Linked DNA regions of Homo sapiens: regions 2 and 3 are each linked to region 1. The links are chromatin loops, found by intact Hi-C in ENCODE. Cell type or tissue: mammary epithelial cell. All regions are shown on one strand.

Region 1 (2,500 bases):
GCCTCTCACCCTCACCCCACCTGTAACTTCACTTTAGTTCCCTTTATGCAGAAGCAGGTGAAGAGGAGAGAGGTGACATTGGATGCCACTGAGATCCCAGTCTATGGCAAGTGTGAGGACAGAGTAAGAACAGCCAGGCACGGAGCCCTCTGAGAATGCAGACGGGCCTACAGAGAACTCCTACTTGCAGATCACCAAGACAGACAAGACCTCTGTGAAACAGAAACCCACTTCCTCAGTGCACGAGATTCATCACCTTCCACGCGAGTTTCCTAAGGAGCCTGTGCAGCCTGGACCAAGCTGGGTCGCTCATGCAGGAGGAGCAGCACCAGCACTGTGCAAAAGCACTTCCCCATGACCGCCCTCAGAAACCTGCCAGCGCGCAGCCAAACCGTCGGGAACACTCGAAAGACCAACGCCCACCTTCTCCCAAATCTTCCTCATGCTCTCCTCGCCTGGCACCAATCCCCCAACTTGCAATCTGTCCTTACCCACAGGGATTGCTGGATGGAAGCAATGTCAGCTTAGGCCCCATAAACAAGACTCTCTCTGATGTGGCCCAATCCCCCCCACCAGAAACACGGCGAGCCAGCAGGTGAGGGTGGCCTGCAGGTGACTCTGGATGTTAGGTAAGGCCAGCCGGCAGGTGAGACTCGAGCTGGTGGAGGGCAGAGCCCAGCACAGGTCACCAGGCCTCAGGGCTTTGGCTCTAGCTCTGCCATATTTAGCTGTGAGATTTCAACTGCGGGCATCAATTTTTTCGTATATAAAATGTAGGTGTGATGGACTGGGGCCAAATTTATGCTTCCCTGACTTTTAAATGCACACAACATAATACTGCAGAATTCCTCCAGTGTTCTCTGGATTTTAAATCTCATCAACTTGGGAGCCATCCAAGACAAAAGCTGTGAAGAGAGTGACTGCACCTTACAGGCTCCTTGTCCGGCACTGCAGCCAAGGTCAATATGACTTTTCAGTCATGAGGATAACAAAATCTAGAGCTGGAACAAACCTCCCATGTCCTCTTCAGCATGAACACATCTTCCCATTCTGTTCCTGACCACTGGGGATGGCCAGCTCCCTGCTCCTGTCCATCTCTTCTATAAACACCACCTTGCCCGAGAGCCAAGCCCAGCCCGGTTTGCCTCTGGAGTCTGGAACAATGACTCAGTTTGTGCCTCATCACAGTTTGAGCCCGAGTATCAAACAATGACTCAGTTTGAGCCCGAGTATCACAGGGCTCACATCTCAGACGCATCCCTCTTGCTGCCTCATGACTAAACATGGCCAGAGAGGAGCAGCGCAGGAGTGCTGGGGCTGGGCCGGCAGGAGGAGCTCCTTCAGAAGCTGTCCTCACGCAGGCAGATGGGAGAAGGTAGGACATGGTGGCTTTACTTCAGGATTTTCTTTTAAGGATTCCTTTCAAAAGGTCACTTTGAAAGTGCTCCACTCCAACTTAGGACCCTCAGTGATTTGGCCCCAGGTGCCTTCCGGCAATCTGACCTCATTCCCACCTAGGCCTCTCTGCCCCTGCACCCAGGTCCTGCCCCACCCACCCCCCTTGCACGCCTTTCACCTCCTCCCATCTCTTCCCCCTAGACTCCATCACTCCTTAACCAACACAGCCCCAGCTCACAAACCCCAGCAGCGCAGGGGTGCTCCCCACACCTGGCTCACAGGTGGGGCTCGCTGCCAGGACGCATGTAATGGTCAGCGGTAGGACTTCCCTCCGTCACCCTGACAGCCGCAGCCAGGGCCGTCTTAGCCTTAACAGGTCCACAGCATGTTTGTGGACACAAGAGAAGACTTCCTTTGTTTGGGAGACAAGTTAGATCCACACGGGAGCTGAGCGAACCTGTGTCAGCAGCTGCATGGCGCTCCAGGCTCCTGAGGACGCCGTCCCAGCAGAGGTCAGGGCCCCTCCCGCACCCACTCAGGTTGGTCACAATGCCCCAGGTCAAGGCTGCCAACAACAGTGACCAGAGCAAACAGGCTGCTGCCAGACGTCAGCAGGCAGGGAGAGAACAACCAGCATGCTCTCCCTCCCTCCCACCGGGAAGGGCCGCAGTGACGCGTTGCCCAGCCAGGGCACCCCTGTGCTGCCCAGGAGAGAGTGGGGAAGGGGCCCCAGCCTGGCAGAAACGTCGTCACACCCCCTGCCATGTAAGACCGGAAAAGGAGCAGAAATAGTTTCTCCTTTGTACTTTTCCCTACGTGGAGGAGGAAAAGTGGACGTGGGCCTTGGTGGGGAGTGAGGTGTGGTTTGGGTGTCTGAGTGTAACTCCGAGAGATGCACAGGGGCATTTCTGTTTGGCCCCAACTCACTTGTTTCGCAGCCAGATGATCTCAGGCTTGGGGTTGCCTTCGGCTCTGCAGGTGAAGTACACGGTGTTCCCCGAGGTCACATCTGCGTCCTGGGGCTCGGAGGTGATCCGGGGCCTTTCTGTGCCCAACCAGAAAATGGAAACCTTTTTAGTCTAAACCATGACATGAAAATAAA
Region 2 (2,500 bases), 140 kb after region 1:
TCCTGTTTTAGATCCAGCAGAGAAACCAGCCTAACGGGGAGGAGGTGCTGCGTGAGGAGCCAAGGACATTCCCAGCAAATACTTTCACAGCTTAAAAGCCACAGCCAAAAGCAGCTGCTGAGGCTACGCCAAGACGAAGGCGCATAAAATGAGGATGGACATGGTGCACGTTGGCTGCTTTGACTTGACTTCAGGGAAACCCCGTCACCCATGTTCTCTCGCTTCAGGCGCTTCTTTCAAGGCCACTGAGTGAGCGCACAGTGACAGCTGTGGCCCCCCAGGGGGTGGCCCTGTCCCGTTCCTATGCCCCAGTGTATGCACAGGGCCTCACTGCCCGGCTGGGGGCCTGGGGCCTGCATTGTAGGGTGAGAGGTAGACGAGAGGACCCCGGGGTCCTGCCAGTTGGTTCCGTCCCAGGGTGGACCCCTGTTGTCGGCAGCACCCAGGGGTCCCTGCAGACGCCGTGCTCCAGAGGGGCTGCACACGGCCACCTTGTCCTCAGCTCCCCATGGGTGCCTCAGCTCCTGAAATCATGCAGTGTGGTCAGAAGGTGGCTCCTGCTGGGAGGTGGGCACTGGGGTACTTGTCCACTCTTATGTCAAAAAGGCCCATTTTCTCATGACTTGATTACAAAGTTCCTTATTAAGTGTATTTAGTCATATCTATTAGGGATCTCCCCATCCTGGCTTCTCCTACCTTGAAAATAAAGGAACAGAACTAAGTTATGTGCGGTTAATTAAGTGCATGGGAGAGAACCACCCAGAGGACCGACGGCTCCAGGAAGCAGAGGCCACCGGTGCAGGGAGGCAAGTCCCCCATGGGTGGGGGGATAGGGGCGCCACACGGCCGGAAACTGCAGAGTCCACATTCCTGGACCCACACTGCGGTTCAGCACCGGCTTTGCCCACAGTCTCACGCTGCTTCTCTTCACTCTCAGTTAATAAAACTGCCTGCTGGGAATGACAAATAATGGTGTTATTTAAGGAGCAGGAGCCTTCAGCAAGAGTTTGGGAAACTAAATTAGGAAACAAAGACGGGCCTGAAGAATGATGCATTCTGTCCAAACGCGGCTGTGTCGGTGCTGCCAATTCCAATCCGGTGACTGCACTGCCAGCTCAGGTCCAATTTGGAAGAGAACCCTGGGAGCAGGCCCAGCGCGGCCCTGGGGGGTGGTGGCGGCCCTGGTGCGGTGACAGTGCCATCTAGCGGTGGCCTGGGGGCGGTGCTGGTCCCGGGCTCTCGGGAAAGTCCACACACCTGGCTCAGCCAAGGAGGTCAGCCCACGGCTGGTCCCGGGTGTAAATTATAAAGAGGGTGCTTACTATTTTACTCACACGTTAGTTCTGAACCTGAGACCCAGCGGCCTGTTACAGAAACGCTTCTCCAATTAAAGTCAAGTGCTGCTGAGTGTAGGTTTGGAAGTCACCAAGTTTCAGTGCGGGGAGGTTCCGGGCAGCAAGTAGTTAGGCGGCTGCTCCACCCGCTTGCCCCAGGCCCCAGACGTCTGGCACCAGGCGTCAGCACCAGGGATTCCAGATGAAGGTTCCAGCGAAAGCTTTAGAAGGGCTTCAAACCGAGCTCCGGGAGGCCCTGACATTTTTTATCAGGACATCAGCTAGAAGGGCCTTTTCCTGGAGAACATTACAGTTGGAAATAACTAAATAAGTGAAACTTTCGAAGGGGGATATGGTTAACAAGACACACAGATTGGGAAGAAAAATAAGTAATTTGAGAGGAGGTGGGAGTGTGTGTAGAAGCTTTGTTGCAGCTGGAAGGTGCTAGGATGAGAACTCACGACAAAGAGCTGCGGGTGGGAAGAGCCCAGCCAGGTGCTGTCTGCGATTCAGTATCCTCTGAACATCAGCTCCACACAGCCAGGGGCAAACAGTTTCCTTCACAGTGAGTTTCACTCTAATAACATTTTATTTATTTTACTATTCCCTATTCCACTGCTACTATTTTAATACTCTAACTATATAATATGTAATTTATATGAGACACAATACACTCCAGGTGTACACTGTTACTGTGTATTTTAATCCTATTCTTGTCACTGATTGACTCATGATGACGGAGCATCTCCTCAATAAGCAAACAGGGATTTGGTGCAGCAGCCACAGCCTGTCCTGCATTTGCCCCGGTCGCCACGAGAGCAGCTCTCCTGTGGTTCGCTTCCCGGACTCTGGCCCCAGCATATGTGAGGAAGGGCAGGAGGGTGTTCTTGGAGCCACGTGACATTTCTGCCTCTGACTGTGTATCAGATCTGCTTCCATCTCAGTGGGAAGCAATGGCATCGTGGTCCCTTCTCAAGCCAAGATCCAGAATTTGGAGGTTTTTCCCCTAAAAATATTCTGTGCCAAACAGGGTGCTCTCAAACCATGGAGAGAGGGAAGCGTTTCTAGAACAGTGACCTCTGTGGCAGGTGGACGCCTCGGCCACAGCCACACAGGCAGGTGGTGCAGAAAGTGCAGCTGTGGGTGGCCGTGTGACCACCCAGATG
Region 3 (2,500 bases), 75 kb after region 1:
TGCCCTGACATTCGCTGGGGTGGGTGACAAAGACTAGAAACATCTGGAAAAGACCTCTGCATTCTCTGCTTTAAGTTTGCTCAAGTTTAGAAATCATCAGAAACATCATAATAATGATTATGAGGTCATTTCAGCATCTCAACAGAACTCCAGGGGAAGTGCTGGGTATGGACATTCCATCGTGAGGAGGGGCCCTGTGACTGCAGATACTCAATGCCTTCCAAGTGCGCTGGTGCCACCTTCAAGTGACACTTCTCAGAGTGTCACCCAGTGGCCCAGAGGCTCCCTAGTGTGTAGTCCACCCTCGCTCAGACACGGCGGCCTGTACCTGACATCCACACTCCCCACCTGCTGCCACCCACAGGAGCATTTCAGGGCATCACGAATTGGTGGCTTTTCTTTCCAGTTCAACAGGCATCTCCCAAGTCACCTGTGGTGATTGCTTTTATATGTCCACGTGGCCACACTCATCTAGACATTGCTCTGAAGGTATTGCGGTTGTGGTTAATCTCTATCATCAGTTGACCTTAGGTGGAGGAGGTGACCTTTGATGATGTGAGTGAGCCCTGTCTAAGCAGGTGGAGGCATTGAGAGCAAAACCTGAGGTTTCCCAGAAAAGGAGAAATTTTGCCTCAAGGCTGCAGCTTCAGCTCCTGATTTCAGACCTGCTGGCCCCACAATCACTTGAGCCGATTTAAAAAATCTATCCATCAATCAATGTATCCATCCACCCATCAACTCACCTATTCATACATGTACTCATCCTTGCATCCATTCATCCCTCCCTCCTTCTTTCCCTCCTTCGTTCATTCTTCTCCTCCCCCCTCCCTCCCTCCCTCCCTCCCCCCCTCCCTCCCCCCCTCCCTCCCTCCCTCCCTCCCCCCTCCCTCCCTCCCTCCCTCCCTCCCCCCTCCCTCCCTCCCTCCCTCCCTCCCTCCCCCCTCCCTCCCTCCCTCCCCCCCCTCCCTCCCTCCCCCCCCTCCCCCCCTCCCTCCCTCCCTCCCTTCTCTTCTTTCCTCCTTCTTCCCCCAATCCCTTCCCTCCTTCCCTCCCTTCTCCCCATCCCCATCCACGGATCCATCCTATGGACCCCATCCTATGTGTCCCTGAAGACCCCCGAGTGGCATAGCATTCGTTTGCATGTGTGTGGCATTGGCAGGGGAGTCTGGGCAGGGGGTGGTCAGTGCAATGACTTGGGCCTGAAAGAATGAGGTTTTGGTGGTGAGCTCTTCCCCTGTGGAGCTGAATGTGCAGCCGTGTGTTTTGTTCACGGCTTCCTGCGTCTGCCCTCTAGAGGCCCACAGAAGCCTCGCACCTCCCCAGCCCGGCGTCTGCGGGTGAATTGTCTGAGCAGGAGCACAACAGCTTAAGCTTCATGTTCTCCGGGCCCAGGTGAAATACTCTCACCCCCTCTGATGGCCACTTTCCAATCCTGTTATCCGCCCCCAGTCTTGTGATCTGTCCCACAGCAAACACTCCTTCCAGGTGTGAGTTGTGCCAAGGAACACTGTTTCGTTGTCACACATAGTACTTAGACGCAGTGAGTGAAGAGACACTTGGTCCCGGGCCCCCTTCTCTGCACACACTGCCCTGTGTGCTACAGCATGCCAGGCAGGGTGCCAGGACAGCAGGCCCGTGAAGACCATGGCGGCGGCTGTCTGAAGACCAGCTCACAGCAGGAGCTGCGCTGAGATCTTCTCCTGGGTGCTCATGCTGGGGCCCGAGGTCGTATGGAAAAGGCTTGTCCCCCTTGCTGGATGTCACAAGGCTCAGGTGAGTGGGTCAGAGCCATGTTCCCAGTGAGTTCCCGGTCAGTGTCAGCTCAACCACAGCAAAGGACAGCCGGGCAGGGCACCAGGCTCCTGGCAGACCCACGGTGAGAGGCAGCTGCAGGCTCAGAACACAATTTACTGTGTTCAGTTCAGCCACAGAAAGATGAGATTCTAGAATTTAAATGCTAAGCATGGAGAGTCACCACTTCTCTGTCCAAAGGTCCCTCCATCCGCCAGAGCACCGGGTCAGGCACCCGGGACATGCCCAGGAGTGGAGAGAAGAGGGGTCCTGAGGGTCCTCACCTTGTGAGAGTCACATCTTCACTGCTCCTCCCCCATGGGATCTTTATGTAAATTAAGCCGCACACTTAGATTCCACATTTTTCTCAGATAGGCGCCAACAGGGGCTTTCTGCATGCCTAGGTGATGAAGTCAGAGGGTGGAAGGCTCATGTCTGGGAGAGGGGTCCCGCTAATAACCCCCTCCCCAACAGGGGTCCTGGGTGTAGACAGAGGCCTCCCCAGCCCAGGCCCTTGGCACGCTGTGTGCGGAGGTGGGCGACCCTCTGTCCACCCTCGGGGAGAGGGTCTGCTTCCTGCCTTCCATGAGCCGCGCTGGGGCTAGCCAAGGCCTCTGCAGGAGGGGGAAGCACCGAGAGGGTTTCAGGGTTACAGTGGAGGGAGTTTAATTGGGCGACTGAGAGGTGAGGCAGTTAGGGAAGCAACCAA

What was found. Peaks named below come from ENCODE experiments on the same cell type or tissue, not always from the same donor. Only the 100,000 strongest peaks of a DNase experiment are listed, where the experiment ranks them.
Region 2: a loop joins it to region 1, with 10 times the contacts of the local background. A loop is called at or near these places in 12 of 110 quality-filtered maps.
Region 3: it touches region 1 in a loop (5-fold over the local background); 27 of 110 quality-filtered maps call a loop at or near these places.

What each region holds. Positions count from the first base shown.
Region 1 is chr2:1,674,602-1,677,101 of GRCh38, forward strand. PXDN (peroxidasin) reads right to left here. Exons shown (of 23, transcript NM_012293.3): 8 at 2,326-2,443. Among named protein-coding and RNA genes, the nearest start is that of LALTOP, 50 kb to the left of the region's middle. In mammary epithelial cell, a CTCF peak has its summit at 1,314 (motif pointing right); a DNase peak (open chromatin) is centred at 1,220; H3K27ac peaks cover 2,178 bases.
Region 2 is chr2:1,816,493-1,818,992 of GRCh38, forward strand. All of the region lies in intron 21 of MYT1L (myelin transcription factor 1 like), which reads right to left. Among named protein-coding and RNA genes, the nearest start is that of PXDN, 73 kb to the left of the region's middle. RefSeq lists an enhancer at 1-754. In mammary epithelial cell, a CTCF peak has its summit at 1,197 (motif pointing left); a DNase peak (open chromatin) is centred at 1,109.
Region 3 is chr2:1,749,702-1,752,201 of GRCh38, forward strand. LOC124907724 (a long non-coding RNA gene) reads left to right here and starts at 1,026. Exons shown (of 2, transcript XR_007086189.1): 1 at 1,026-1,773. RefSeq lists an enhancer at 1,579-2,079. In mammary epithelial cell, a CTCF peak has its summit at 1,288 (motif pointing left); a DNase peak (open chromatin) is centred at 1,300.